Linked DNA regions of Homo sapiens: region 2 is linked to region 1. The links are chromatin loops, found by intact Hi-C in ENCODE. Cell type or tissue: A673. All regions are shown on one strand. Each heading gives the region's core, and the rest is flanking DNA. Links, peaks and the distances in the headings are about the cores only.

Evidence for each region. A loop is a pair of places that touch in the nucleus more often than their neighbours do. Peaks named below come from ENCODE experiments on the same cell type or tissue, not always from the same donor. Only the 100,000 strongest peaks of a DNase experiment are listed, where the experiment ranks them.
Region 2: it touches region 1 in a loop (2.9-fold over the local background); 1 of 110 quality-filtered maps calls a loop at or near these places.

What each region holds. Positions count from the first base shown.
Region 1 is chr1:157,960,386-157,968,324 of GRCh38, reverse strand. No RefSeq gene overlaps it. Among named protein-coding and RNA genes, the nearest start is that of KIRREL1, 29 kb to the left of the region's middle. In A673, for the core only: a CTCF peak has its summit at 4,509 (motif pointing left); DNase peaks (open chromatin) are centred at 2,124, 2,584, 4,484 and 5,764; H3K27ac peaks cover 3,068 bases.
Region 2 is chr1:158,326,028-158,333,966 of GRCh38, reverse strand. It overlaps CD1B (CD1b molecule), which reads left to right and starts at 2,436. Exons shown (of 6, transcript NM_001764.3): 1 at 2,436-2,604; 2 at 2,905-3,171; 3 at 3,837-4,115; 4 at 4,319-4,597; 5 at 4,953-5,046; 6 at 5,710-6,012. The coding sequence starts at 2,544. The coding sequence ends at 5,731. In A673, for the core only: a CTCF peak has its summit at 3,968 (motif pointing right); no DNase peak of the experiment used is centred there; H3K27me3 peaks cover 1,801 bases.

The DNA of each region.
Region 1 (7,939 bases), core at 1,711-6,710:
GGGGATATTGGAGAGGATGTTGTTACCTCAGACCAGGTTAACCAGTAAAGGTGAGTGTGCATACGTGTTTGTGGGTGTGACCTGCTCTTCAATACTCAACTTCAGAGGTCCACTTCTACAGGATACTACTGCTGCTGTCACACCTAATGATAATAATAATGGTAATAACAAAGGCCAACAGAGCGATTGAGCACTTACTATGTGCCAGACATGGTGCTCAGTGCATTACACAGATTACCACATTTAATCCTCTAAGAGGTTGTTCTTATTATTCTTACCCCGTTCCATAGCTGAAGAAAACGAAAGATAAGTTTAGGAACCTGCCCACAGATATACACTAGATTCTTGGTTAGATTGGGTTGCTATGACAAATACCATAGACAGGATGGCTTAAAAATCAGAAATGTATCTCTCACAGTTTTGGATACTGAAAGTCCAAAATCAGGGTGCCAGCAGATGGGGTCCTGAGCCGCTCTTCTGAGCTTCAGAAGATGGGGTCCTGAGCCGCTCTCTGAGCTTCAGCAGATGGGGTCCTGAGCCGCTCTCTGAGCTTCAGAAGATGGTGTCCTGAGCCGCTCTTCTGAGCTTCAGAAGATGGGGTCCTGAGCCGCTCTTCTGAGCTTCAGAAGATGGGATCCTGAGCCCCTCTCTGAGCTTCAGCAGATGGGGTCCTGAGCCCCTCTCTGAGCTTCAGAAGATGGGGTCCTGAGCCGCTCTCTAAGCTTCAGCAGATGGGGTCCTGAGCCACTCTCTGAGCTTCAACAGATGGGTCCTGAACCCCTCTTCTGTGCTTCAGCAGATGGGTTCTGAGCTTCTTGCTGGATCTCTTGCTGTGTCCTCACATGGTGGAGAGAGAGAGAGAGAGAGAATCTCTTTTGTGTATTTTAGGGCACTAATCCCATTCATGAGGGATGCACCCTTATGACCTAATCACCTCCCAAAGGCACCACCTCTAAATACCATTACATTGGGGATTAGGGCTTCAGCAAATAAAGTTTTGGGGAATGCATGCATTCAGTCCACAGCAGTTCCTAGATTCACAGGACCAGAATTTGCATGTGGAGTAGTCATTAAGATTGTTCACAAATCCTTTTTTTTTTCTCTCTTTCCCCAGGTTAGAATTTTCTGTCTCAGTTGAGTTAAAGCATGACTATGGGACTTTGTCTGGCCAATAAAATGTGAGTGGAAGTGTCACTTCTGGCCAGAAGTTTTAGGAACCAAGTTATGCTCTGCCATGTTCTCTTTTCCCTTGGTCACAGCGACTGGCAATAACCTAGGTGATGTTGTGCTATCAGCCCAGGTCCTAGGGGGAGGATGATGATGGGGTTGAACAGAGCCCTCAACTGACCCTCCAGATTGCATAATGAGAAATAAACCTTTGTGGTTGTAAGCCACTGAAATTGTAGGGCTGTTCACTATCATAGCAACAGGGCTCAGCCCATCTTGACTGAATTGGAGTGAGGCTTTTTTAGCACAAAGTGAAACTCAAACCCCATATTTTGCCATCTCCTCAATTTCTCCAGCTGTCCTGGATATTCCCCCAGTGGGCTCAAGTAGCACTCTGCTATGGCATCAGTTACACTGTATGTCCAGTCTTCTTTCATTCCCGTGACCAAGCCCATTGGAGCACACTTCTGTGTCTTTGGGGTCTAAGCATCTAACACAGAGCCTAGGACACAGGACATGCTAAGTACATGCTCACTGAATGGATGCCTGTAGGAGAAGGATTCTGACACTGCAGTGTTGCCCTGCAGGACAAACTCCAAGTGGCCCAGAAGGTCAGCCCACCTTGGACCCCACATTTTTGTCAGATGACGCGGGAGACTTTTTGTTTCTGGTATCCTCATCCCTGGGGGCTCAGCCAGGTGGGTTGGCACCTGGGGTGTCTGCCCAGCTGGCTAGCAGAATTTGTATCACCGTGTGCAGACCTCAGCAGTAAATCAGCAGGTGTGAGGAATTTACCCCAGAGAGTGATCCAGCAGTGGCATGAATGAGTAATTTACAAAGCCCATTAAGGCGGCACAGAATTACTTATTTATGGGAACTTTTTGACAGATCTGCGGCTTAATCATTTATCCCTGTGAACATTTAGCCAGGGTCATTGGTAAATAATTCACTTATTACACACTCTGGAGTGGTTTATGGTACTGTGACTTATGATCTCACATGAGTTCGCAGCCGGGGAATTGGAATGTGAAGGCCGGGGAGGGGAGGGGAAGTGGAGGCCTCTGGATGCAGGCCCCAGTAGAAAGGCCGTCTGCTCTAAGTCAGCTTGATGTTACAGCACAGGAGGATTTTAGTCCCCAGTCTAACCTTTGGGGAGACAGTGAGGGAAGGAAATAGGTATTAAGAGAATGGTCTGAAAATGCTAGGTCTTAGCTCCAGGCAGAGCGAGGACAGACTCCAGCTTCACTAGCTCTCCGGGGCCTAGTGGGGAAATCTGAATGCCCCAGCCTGACATTCAAGATCCTCCAGGAACTGTCCCCATTCCTTCCCAGTCTTATCACTCATTACTTATCTCAGCAGCGCCACGGGGGCTGATATCTCACATATCTCCCCCGCTCCCCAAGAATTTGCTCGTGGCACTCCTCCTGCCTGCCTGCCCTTCTCTTCTTTTGTCTAACTGCTACTTAATATTCAGCTTTCAGCTCAAAGCCCATCTCTGCATGAAGCCTTCTTACACTACTTCAGCTACGTTCACGACCTCCATGAAGTTCTTGAAAACTTGCAAAGTACCATGCACACATGAAGCACATTACACATGCCATTGATTAGCCGGCTCCCCTGGCTAGACTAGGTGCTCCTTCAGCACCAGGACTCAGACCCCAGTGAACATGGTCCCATGAAAGTTAGCCCAGAGCCTTTCCCACAGTGAGTTAAATGAACATGGGCTGTTGTTGATGATGGTGATAATAGGAGGATGCTCATGAAGATGGCTGTCAGGCTGACTTCCTCAGCATCACACCATGGCCTCTCTTCTCTGTCCCACATGTTCCCCAGGCCCCAAAGACAGTGGAAGCAGGTGATCACATCTCTAAGGTTCCTCAAGAGTCTAACTGATACCATAAGTGGAGAGAGGCACTTATGTTGGGATGGAGGAGGAGTGCATTTGGGCCTGCTCACCAGAGAGGAGTCAAGTTAAGGGGGAAAGGAAATCCAGGTGCAAGCACCAAGCCCCACCCTCTTATTGAAGATCCATCCCAAGCCACACCTGACTTGCCCATAACCTTCCAGGAAGACCCTACAGATTCCAAATGTGTTTCCCAGACCTCTAGTTTAAGGAGATTAGCTTGACTTCTTGAGGTTTAGTCCAGTTAAATAAGGTCTTCTACCTTTGTATCAATACCAATTGTTGCCCAGATGGTAGAAAGATTTAGCAAGATGGCTTCCTCTTCCCATTGGAGTTTTTAGATCTCCAATGGGAAGACACAGGAGATAATTTACTGTCTTGCCCACCAGGAAATCCTTCCTAAAGTCTAGTCTCAAGCAGTTTTGCTATAATGGTCAAGAAGAAGCATAGGATACTGAGCAACTTGTATTCCAGGAAGGGAAAGCCTGGGCTTGCCTGAGGTGAGTTGGGAGATGAGAAAAGATAGAAACAAGGTTGTTCCTAAGCACAGTGCTCTGTTCTTCCCTAGGTCTCAGGGAATTTGAAACAGGTTTCTAATCACTGCGTAGAGTGGTCAGAGCCATATGGTTTGTTACCTTATTCACACGTTTTTATGTGCTCCCATAACAACCTTGTCAAGTAGGTATTCTTGTGAGTTTCTATTACTGACTGAATTGTGTCCTCCCTAAATCTATATGTTGAAGCCCTAACCCCAGTGTGACTATTTGGACACAGAGCCTTTAAAGAGTTAATTAAGGTGAACTGAGCTCATAGGGGTAGAGCCTTAATCCTTACAGGACTGGTGTCCTTATAAGAAGAGAATAGACATCAGATCTCTCTCTCTCTCTCTCACTCTCTCTCTCCTTCTTTTGCCTTTCACGCGCACAAAGGAAAGGCCATGTGAGGACATAACAGGAAGGCAGCTGCCTGCAACCCAGGAAGAGAGGAACCAGAACCTAACATGCTGGTACCCTAATCTTGGACTTCCAGCCTTCAGAACCATAAGGCAATAAGTTTCTGTTGTTTAAGCCACCTGGCCTGTGGCGTTCTGTTACTGCAGCCTGAGCTGATGAGACAGCTTCCTTTTACAGGTGAGAAAATTAAGGCTCACGGCAGAGAAATGGCTTGTCCAAAGTCATCCAAATAGCAGGTGAAATAAGGACTGGATGCTAGCATGGATGGACCAGATCCTGCAGACTCCATCCCAGGATGGAACTCTGGAGTCTAGACCCTGCATCTGGCAGTCTCCCTGCTGGCTCTTCTGCTGTGCATTCCTGTTACAGCTTCTCTGTCAACTCTGCACTCCCACTCCAAACATCCTACACTTTGGGTTGCTTCTCCCCTTCTCTCCGCTCAGTGCTCATCAGGTTTTGTGGTTCTGTGGTGTGGTGCTGCCATCTGCTGGCAGGAGGCACCCGCTGCCCTAACTGCCAGGGCGGGATTTTCTTTCTATTTTATTTTATTTATTTATTTTTTGAGACAGAGCCTCCCTCTGTCGCCCAGGCTGGAGTGCAGTGGCACGATCTCGGCTCACTGCAACCTCCGCCTCCGGGTTCAAGCGATTCTCCAACCTCAGCCTCCTCAGTAGCTGGGAGTGCAGGTGCACGCCACCACACCCGGCTAATTTTTGTAATTTTAGTAGAGACGGGGTTTCACCATGTTGGCCAGGATGATCTTGAACTCCTGAGCTCAAAAGATAGCCCGACTCGGCCTCCCAAAGCGCTGGGGTTACAGGCGTGAGCCACAGCCTGGCCTGGGATTTTCTTTACCATGTCTCTCTCTTACTTCCACATACCGTCCACCTCTCCCTCCTAAATCCAATCCCTTTCACTCTCTCCTGTAGGCAGGTGGCTAATATGATAGGTTCCTGGAGGAAAAATAAAATAAAATAAAAGGAAGCAGGTACAGATAACTATCTTTGAGAAGAAAATGGATTACAAAAGGGAAAAGACGGTTGATTCCCAAGGGGTGAAGTCCCCACAGAGTGTCAAACCAGACCCTCCCAGGGTAGGTCAGAGAGCTGGGGGAGGTCTGAGGCAGTGGGCATGGTGCCCTTTGGCTTTGATCACAAACAGAAGCACTGAAGACCTCCCTGCCTGTCCTATGGAGGTGGCAGGAGCTCCTGGAAAGCCTGTAGGAAGAGGCTACTAGGAATAAAATTCTATCTATCTATCTATCTATCTATCTATCTATCTATCTATCTATCTATGAGAGAGCACTCTGTCATCCAGGTGGGAGTGTAGTGGCACAATCACAGCTCACTGCAGGCTTGACCTCCGAGCTCAGTCCCATGACACCTGGGACTACAGGTGTCATGCCTGGCTAATATAAAAAATATTTTTGTACAGACGGGGTTTTGCTATGTAACCCAGGCTGGTCTCGAATTCCTAGGCTAAGGTGATTCTCCTGCCTCAGCCTCCCAAAGTGCTGGGACTGTAGGCATGAGCTGTCATGCCCAGCCTACTATCCCTTTATTCCAGAGAATGAGGGTGATCTTGCTGACTGGTTTCTGTTACGTACTCTCCCATAGTGACATGTGCAGTAAATAATCCCACCTCATTTGACAGATGCGGAAACCGAGTATCAGTGTGGTTTATCAATCCACAGATTAGTGTGGATGAATGATATCATACTTTGGGGGTGTGGCTATTGAGCCGGGAATGTACTGCAAGGGCATCTGAAAGCTCTGACTCATCTCATGCCAGAGTGTGAAATATTAAAGTCAGTGCTTAGGAGAGATCTCACTTTCTTCTCTCCACGCAAACCCTAGCTTCAGTGTCTCTCTGTGAGGTCACCCAGAGTCTGGTTCATATGGCTAAGAGTCACATATTACAGGCACAGCCACAGCCAGCAGTTGGCATCTGCTCTCCTGTGTCAGCAAGGCTCAAGGCAGGAGAAGCAGATTGGTGAATGGGAGCCAGGAGAAGAGTGCAGAGAGGGGGAATGGCCAAGGGGACTGAGCATAAAGGAAGGGAAGGTCATACAGAAGGGAAAAATACACACATAAAATAGAAAGAACAGAGGACTTTGACTTTGGAGTTACCAAGCTGTGTGTCTTCAGGGAATTCTTCTTCATCTGTAAAGTGGGCATAATACAGTCGTGTCTGCCTCACACATCTATTTTGAAAATTAAGTGAGATAACATGAGTGAAACCACCAGCCCCAGTGTTCAACTCACAGTCAGCCTGAGTAAGCGTTTGTTGAATCTGAAACCATGAAAGGGAGCGGGCTGATTCATTGTCCCCTCATGTCCTGGGACTACTGACCTATATTAACATGAATATACTGGCAGCCAATCATCACATGCGCTACAACACCTCCTGAATGAAGGCTCTGACACAGTCCCAGCGTTCCAGAAGCCAGGAGGTGGTCTTGCTCCCTCCAGCTTTGCTCTTCACAGGCACGGCTTTGCCACATTCCTCTAAATGCATCAGCGTCACAGAAGCCATGTCCTGTATGCCAGAATGGAGCAGATTCCAATTAGGAGCCGCAGGGAGTCACATGCCTTCAAATGGAACGGGGTAATTTTGATAATTTTTTTTTTTTTAGATGGAGTTTAGCTATTGTCATCCAGGCTGGAGTGCAAAGACATGATCTTGGCTCACTGTAATCTTTGCCTCCCGGGTTCAAGAGATTCTCCTGTCTCAGCCTCCCTAGTAATTGGGATTACAGGTGCTCACCACCATACCCAGCTAATTTTTGTATTTTTAGTAGAGACAGGGTTTTGCCATGTTGGCCAGGCTGGTCTTGAACTCCTGACTTCAGGTGATCCACCTGCCTCGGCCTCCCAATATGCTGGGATTACAGGCGTGAGCCACCGTGCCTGGCCAATTTTGGTAATTTTGTTTCCTGGGAAGGACAATACATTTACATGGCTTTGCAACATGACTACAAAGCCTTGGATTTAGAGTCAGGAATCTGGCTTATGGTCCAATGTCTTGATCACTACCTGTATCACTACCTGGGCAAAATAGGACAAGTTGGTTTCCCTGGCTCTAAGCCTCTTTTTCTCTAATACTCCATGTTTCAATCACTAGCCTACCCAATTTTATCCCTTGGAAATGCTTTTGGTTGCAAGAAATAGAATACTCAGCTAACATTAGCTTTTGACAAAAGAGCATTTATTGTTTATGCACAACCATTTCAGACACAGGCAGTCTATGTCATCTCAACAGCATAAACAAGGACCCAGGCTCCAACATCATCTTCATCATCTTTAGCATCTTGATCCTCACGACCGCCACCTGAGGCCACAAGATAGCTACTGCAACTCCAGGTGTCACACAACTATTAAAGGCAGAAAGAAGGAAGGAGTTGGCATCAAATGCTCCTGTTACTTATGTCAAGAAAGCAAAAGATTTTCCAGAAAATCCCTAGCAGACATCTCCTTTGCTTTCATGGTCTAGAACTCTGTCATGTGAGAACTTCCAGCTCCCAGGGAAGCTTTCTAACCTCTAGGTGGGAGGCAGCAAGGGAGATCCCACAGTTCTTTGATGTGCCACCCTGATGAGAGTATATTCCCTAGTGTTGCTTTCCTGAGAGCGAGGATGAGGAGCCAATGAGTAGCTTTTGATAAAGAGGGAGGAAAAAGCCCTGAAAAAATTTAGGCCTTCTCCTCGGAGGTTAGACAGGGGTGGATATAATATGAAGACCCTAGACACCATGAGTCTCAGGGCTCTGAGGTTTGGAGTACTGAACAGAGGACTGTGAAGGTCTGGAAGCTTGCATTGTGTTTTGTCTAGCTTTGTTATTCTCAAAACTTAAGGGTGTATCTAGGGCAGACTCCCCACCTGTTCAGCTAGCTGGAGCATCAGGGGTTCTAATGTGTGT
Region 2 (7,939 bases), core at 1,574-6,573, 370 kb before region 1:
ACAACCTTGAAAAGGCCATCACAACCTTACATGAAAAATGCCTCAAAGACATCTGCCCTGCCAGCAACTGTCTGTTTAACCTCTGACTGGTGTCACCGTTGTTATTGATATTTGTAGGCAAGGATAATTATTTCAAAACAAATATGTAATTCTCTTAATTTTTTTTCTTTAAAAAATTTGCCTTCCTTTACCTCCCTGAGTATGCACATCGTTTACTATTGCATATATATTCCCATTGCAATGCTCTATTCTCAAATAAATATCTTTTTCTTTTAGAGAGCCTCTTTTTCTGTTTGTTATTTAGGTAGACATTCTGCACATATTTGGCAAAAACTTACACGCTGTTGAAACTGAAACCAAGACCTCTTCCTCTATCTTCCATCTCTCAGGCACAACTCAATTTCTAACTCAGTCTTTGGCAATACTAATATTCCTTTCTGGTAACATAATTTTGACTGGATTACTGTTCTCATGTTTTAGGCCTAACTTGTTTAAAAATTTGATGAGTGGCCGGGCGTGGTGGATCATGCCTGTAATCCTGGCACTTTGGGAGGCTGAGGTGGGCAGATCACAAGGTCAGGAGATCAAGACCATCCTGGCCAACATGGTGAAACACAGTCTCTACTAAAAATACAAACATTAGCTGGGCATAGTGGCACATGCCTACAGTTCCAGCTACTTAGGAGGCTGAGGCAGGAGAATCACTTGAACCCAAGAGGCAGAGGCTGCAGTGAGCCGAGATCATGCCACTGCACTCCAGCCTGGGCAACAGAGCAAGACTCTGTCTCAAGAAAAAAAAAAGTTTGATGAGTGTGGGGCTAGTGTTGTGATAGTCTCCTGTGCCCTGCCAACTCTTTTGGATTATTTTTTAAAATGAGGAACATTTCAGATTTAGTTTGTAGCAATTCAACTTTGGGAGTCTTGCAAGAACTCACTTATTTTAATGGAAAATAGCCCAGGTTGTCTACCAGCTTTTCCTGAGCTCTGTTTTGGGTGTTCTACCCAAAATAAAAAACGTATAAACACAAAAATAGTAATGTTCATGTCTGTGACAGCCAATGTTAAGTCTCTGCTGTTGTCTATGGCTGTTATCCAAAAAGTAGATTCAATTCTGTCATGTATTGGAGTCTGGGAATGTTGTTAAGAGATACATACATTGAAATTTGGAGAGCTGCTCTGTATTTATCAATTAGGCAGTAATAATCTTGGATGAAGGCTAGTCTTATTAATGTTGTGAACCAGTCTTATTAATGTTGTGAACCAGTAGTGTCCCCAGGAATAGAGAACACTACACTACTCACTTTGCATTTTCTTATCCACATAATAGAATTAGTTAGTGATAACCCTCTTTACTCGGAATCGATTGCTGCCACATTTCTGCATGATACATAGATCTCTGCAAATATGTGATTTTTTTCCTAAATGGAGAAAATCCAAAAATTCTTCTTAAAATTTTTCATGGGCATACAAGAAGATAGGAGGTGACATCTTAAAACAAGTATCTCTGAACTTTTTGTATAAAAAAAAGCAACCTCTTTGCTCTATTATTAATACCACATGTGGTGATATGAATGCCCAAATGTAGACAGCAGTTATGAGATATTACAAGAGAAGAAAAAAGCTCTGCCGCTTATGGCAACTTACCCAAAAAGTTATCTTTGACTTAGGCTGGAGGTGCACATAGCATAGCTCCTAGAGTTCTGTTTATGTCATGAATATTTGTTACTCAAAACTCCATAGGCCAAGAGCTCCTGAAGAGAAGGTCACATGCTAGCAGCAATTGTCATTTTTTCCCTCAAATATTGCTATAGTATAATTTTGTTTGAATTATAAACTTCAGTCTTTATTATATTTGATTCTGGCATTTTGGTTTGTAGTGCTATAGTACAGGAAATGTTTTAAATGCTTTGCCTTTATGTAAGTGAATATCGGTACACACACATACACATACACACACAGACACAGACACACACACACACACACTCACAGCCAGTTTAGAATGTGGGGTAAGGAACACCAGACAAAGAGGGCAATATAAGAAAGAGAAGACATTGAAAACATTGGGAAGAGGCAGTAACAGAGTGCCAGAGAAGATAAGGCAGCTGGGAGGGGGAGAAACTAAGTGAGGTGGATAAACTAAAAGCATCCTTCTGGGTTAAAGCAGACTAAAAGCTTAGCAATTGCTTAATATCACCATCTTATCCTATAGATGTGGGAATAAAGGCTAAGGAAGGAGAAATGAAAATGCAGAATCATATGGGGGCTTTTCCAAGGAGGTATGAAGGAAGGTGAGGACAGGGAGAGCGGCTGGAAGTCAGGGGGTAAGAGAAACTCTAAAAATCAGGGCTTGAGGGAAATAAAAGGTGAGGTAAGAGGCTCAGGGCTGTGGGAGGCACATTTTTCTCTGAAAAGCAGTTTGGATGAGGAAGAGATTTGGCAGTTGGAAGAGAGAAGAAGTCACTACAGGGTACTGAGGAAAAGCTTTGCTGAAATTGGAGATCAAATACCAGCTCTGCCAGTAAGAAGTTGCATCTCCCAGTGAAATGCTGCTGCTGCCATTTCAACTGTTAGCTGTTCTCTTTCCTGGTGGTAACAGTGAACATGGTAAGAGTCACTCTGGCAGCTCCCAGCACTGGTGCAGGGGTTTGGATTTTAAAAAGCAAGCAGGGCTTTCCTAGGTGCAATTGGACACTAAGGGTCTGGGTCTTTCTGTCTCCCGCCCTCTTCAACCATTCTGGTGGTTGGGACTAGAACCTGAAGCCTTAAGGCAGTCAAATGTGTCAGACTTCCTGTGTTCTTTAGACTCTAGGTTCTTGTTTTCTAAATCATTTTCATTCCCATTCTTCCTAATTGTCTCCTGCTTCTCTCTTTATCTTCACCATCTTGCTTTTCCACTCTTCACAGCCTTCCAGGGGCCGACCTCCTTTCATGTTATCCAGACCTCGTCCTTTACCAATAGTACCTGGGCACAAACTCAAGGCTCAGGCTGGTTGGATGATTTGCAGATTCATGGCTGGGATAGCGACTCAGGCACTGCCATATTCCTGAAGCCTTGGTCTAAAGGTAACTTTAGTGATAAGGAGGTTGCTGAGTTAGAGGAGATATTCCGAGTCTACATCTTTGGATTCGCTCGAGAAGTACAAGACTTTGCCGGTGATTTCCAGATGAAATGTGAGTCTAGTCCACCGAACTGGGAAGAGTCTCAAGGACTCTCTTTTCTCTCTTTTTTGCAAAGTGTTGCTCTCTCTGATGCTTCTCCCTTCCTTTCTATTTTACCCAAATGCACGCACATGCTTTTCTTGAGTAGTCTCTCACTCCAGCTTCACACCATCACACCTCATATTTCAGATTCTTGCTGCCTCTGCACTCTTCTCTTACTCTCAGACTGTCTTCCACTTTGTAACCAGCTGCTGGTTTGTCTTATGTGAAACTTCTCCTCAAGGGCCCTTACTTCTCCTACCCTGTGCCTGAGTGATCTAACGTGTGGCTTTCTCCCCTAATCCATCTTTTCAATCATCTCCTCCCCGCACCCTCCTCTTGCTGGGAACCTCCACTCACTCTGGAATGCTGCACTCCTGACTGCACCACGCTCTGCCTCACCTCTCCTTTCATACTCACTGTACTCCTTTATCACATACCTTTGTCTTCATGGCATGCACATTTTTCTCAATGCTCTTGTTTCTGAAAATGTCTAAATGTTATCATTAGTTTTTAGCTCATCATCATTTTACACCAAATAACTTTATCCCCACCAAAATCTAAAATCCTAGGTTCTTTTCTCATGCCTTTTTTTCTTATTTGTGTTTAATAACTTGCTCTCTTTTCCCTCTACATAGACCCCTTTGAGATCCAGGGCATAGCAGGCTGTGAGCTACATTCTGGAGGTGCCATAGTAAGCTTCCTGAGGGGAGCTCTAGGAGGATTGGATTTCCTGAGTGTCAAGAATGCTTCATGTGTGCCTTCCCCAGAAGGTGGCAGCAGGGCACAGAAATTCTGTGCACTAATCATACAATATCAAGGTATCATGGAAACTGTGAGAATTCTCCTCTATGAAACCTGCCCCCGATATCTCTTGGGCGTCCTCAATGCAGGAAAAGCAGATCTGCAAAGACAAGGTTAGTCCTGCTGTTATTTCACTTCCCACCACCTCCTCTAAGATCAAGAGTAGGAAGATATCAAAGGATAGGAGCTTAAATAACAAGTTATTTGGTTCCCAAAGGAGTGAATGGGGTCGCTGTCCAAGCTTGTAGGTTTCTGAGTTCATAACCTCTGAACTCGAGTTATAACATGACACTTTTTTTTCTCCTTCCTGCCTTAGTGAAGCCTGAGGCCTGGCTGTCCAGTGGCCCCAGTCCTGGACCTGGCCGTCTGCAGCTTGTGTGCCATGTCTCAGGATTCTACCCAAAGCCCGTGTGGGTGATGTGGATGCGGGGTGAGCAGGAGCAGCAGGGCACTCAGCTAGGGGACATCCTGCCCAATGCTAACTGGACATGGTATCTCCGAGCAACCCTGGATGTGGCAGATGGGGAGGCGGCTGGCCTGTCCTGTCGGGTGAAGCACAGCAGTTTAGAGGGCCAGGACATCATCCTCTACTGGAGTAAGAAATAGCAGGGACCCAGGCTGGAAATGCCAGGAAGTGATCTTCAGGCATAGAGGGAGGCACTGGGGAAGGATAGAGCTTGAGAGATGAAAGAGGGAGAGATTGATTGATTGATTTCCCTGACCCCAATCCCAACAGGAGTAAAAATAGATAATCCAAGTTATCAAAAATGTAGGAATTAAGGACCTGTAAACTGGGTAGAGGGGATCAAAGGATGGATATATGGTGGCCAGGAATATGAGAGAGGAAGTTGGAAATGACCATACATTGGAAGTAGGTGGGCAAAGGAAGGCCAAGGAATTCTGTGTATAGTATCTGAAGTGACATCCTTTTGTCCTCTCTCAATTGCCAGGAAACCCCACCTCCATTGGCTCAATTGTTTTGGCAATAATAGTGCCTTCCTTGCTCCTTTTGCTATGCCTTGCATTATGGTATATGAGGCGCCGGTGAGTTGTGGGTGGTGTTGTTTTTTTTTTTAATATGTCTTTTCTGTTCACCCTTCCACTGTTTTTTACCATTTTATCTATTTAAAAATTGTTTATCCTCAATCCTTTCACCATATCCTTTCCCCAAACTCCCATTCGTTTTATGTGGACTTAAAAAAAATTCTGTTAAAATACACATAACATAAGGTTTACCATCTTTACCATTTTTAAGTGTACAGTTCAGTGGTGTTAAGTGTGTTCACATTGTTGTGCAAGCAATCTTCAAAACTCTTCTGTCTTGCAAGACTGAAACTCTATTCCTATTACGCTGCAAGTTCCCATTTCCCCTCTTCTCCAGGCCCTGGTTAGGACAGCTCTACATTCTGTCTCTATGAATTCTACTATTCTAGGTACCTTATATAAGTGGAATTGTAAATATTTGTCTTTTTGTGACTTATTTCATTTAGCGTAATATCCTCATTGTAGCATATGAAAGGGCTTCCTTCCTTTTTTGAAACTGAACAATATTCCACCATATGCGTATAACACATTTTGTTCATCCATTCGTCTATCTATGGACACTTGGGTTGCTTTCACTTTTAACTATCATGAATAATATTACTATGAGCATGGGTGTACAAACATCTTTTATGTGGAGCTCTTTTGTTCTTCTGTTTTTAACAGGTCATATCAGAATATCCCATGAGCCATCATCATGTCTCCTCTCCCATTCGCAATAAGTACCAAGAAGCCCAAGATATCAGCCCAAAAGTCAATCTTATCATATTTCAAATGATTTTCAAATTTGATGAAATCAGAGTTTTCATGTATTTTAAAATAAATTATTATTTAAACATCAGCAAAAAAGTACTTAAAACTGTAAATTTATTATGAGACTGTACTAACAGTGTGATTCACCCTGATTTTACACACATTAAAATGTTAGAAAAAATGTGTCTCAAAATAAATGAAATATAATACATATGACTTAATGGTGACTCCCTTTGGCTTCCTAATTTAAAACTTTTCTTTTTCTGCTTCTGGTTAAATATCATTTGTCAAAGAAAACCAAATATAATTATGCCAGAATCACTGTATTTGCAGAGATGCAGAGCCTTTTGGATGTAATTTCTTCTCTGTCTCTGCCTGGATGAATTTCTAGCCCTGAAGGCTCAGCTGAGATGTTTCTTCCTCAGGAAGACTTTCCTAGTGCTATAATAAAAGGAACTATGCAGAGATCCACTTTACACTTTACTCACAGCATTGGAGTTATTTTTGTTTTTCCTCCCCTTCTCTTTGTAAGTTCCTTGAGGACAGTGTTCCCTATTTGTAGATCTCTGGCAAGATCTCTTAGCTGCAAATTCATTTTCTCAGTAAAAACTATCTGAGTTGCTGTAACTGCCAAGTTAAGTGTTTTCTTTCAGAGTCATCTACTTTCTTCCATTTTTTTTTCTTTTTAGTTGATATTGTAGATTCTCCTCATCTTGCTAAAATAGTTTCCACTTAGCCAAAAAATATTATGTTTTCTTTATTTCTGTTCCAAACTCCTTTGGAGAAAACCACCCTTGGCTTACTACAGCTATAGTCTAGCTTTTAAAGGGTCATAGTGAGAGGTGAAGCCAGCTGCACTCCCTGGGTTGAGTGGGGACTCCTATAACTTTTCTGTAGCTAGCAAGAGTTTTGTAAAATGCACCAATCAATGCTCTGTAAAAACACACCAATCAGTGCTCTGTAGCTAGCAAGAGGTTTGTAAAATGCACCAATCAGTGCTCTGTAAAATAGACCAATCTGCACTCTGTAAAATGGACCAGCCAGCGCTGGTCCATTAATTAATAATTTTATAGGGGCCAAGCGTGGTGGCTCACGCCTGTAATCCCAGCACTTTGGGAGGCCGAGGCAGGTGGATCACCTGAGGTCAGGAGTTTGAGACCAGGCTGACCAACATGGCAAAAATCTGTCTCTACTAAAAATACAAAAATTAGCCGGGCATGGTGGTGCATGGCTGTAGTCCCAGCTACTTGGAAGGCTGAGGCAGGAGAATCACTTGAACCCAGCAAGTGGAGGTTGCAGTGAGCCAAGATTGTGCCACTGCACTCCAGCCTGGGTGACAGAGCAAGACCCTGTCTCCAAAAATAATAATAATAATAATAATAATTTTATATGTGCAAACATAAAGCAGTATAAAAACTATCCTTTGCTCATTAGACAGTTTTGAAAAAATTATCAACTCATGATTAAAATAAATTTTAGATATTGTATCATTTCATCCTTAACTATTTCAACATGTCTTTCTGTAACATATAGACTTTTTTAACATATAGCCGAAATTACATTATGACATCCCCAAATAAAAGATTTCTTAATATCATTAAATATATAGTTGTTCAGCATTCAAATTTTTTCCAATTGTCTCATGAATTGTTTTTACAGTTTATTCATTAAATTGGAATAAAAATAAGATTCATGCATTAAAATTAGTTGATGTTTCATAAACCGTTTTTAATCTGTAGGATTCTTCTCTCATTTTTATCCTAGAATTTGTTTTTTAAGAAATTTCATCATTCTTCTTGTAAAATCATCCACAGTTTGGATTTTGCTGATTACATAGCTATAATGTCATTTAACATGCCCCTTTGTTCTCTTTATTTACTATATATAAATAGATTTGTGGGCCGGGCATGGTGGCTCACGCCTGTAATCCCAGCACTTTGGGAGGCCGAGGCGGGCGGATCACGAGGTCAGTTGATTGAGACCATCCTGGCTAACACGGTGAAACCCCATCTCTACTAAAACTACAAAAAAAATTAGCCGGGCATGATGGTGGGCACCTGTAGTCCCAGCTACTCAGGGAGGCTGAGGCAGGAGAATGGCATGAACCCGGGAGGCGGAGCTTGCAGTGAGCCGAGATCGCGCC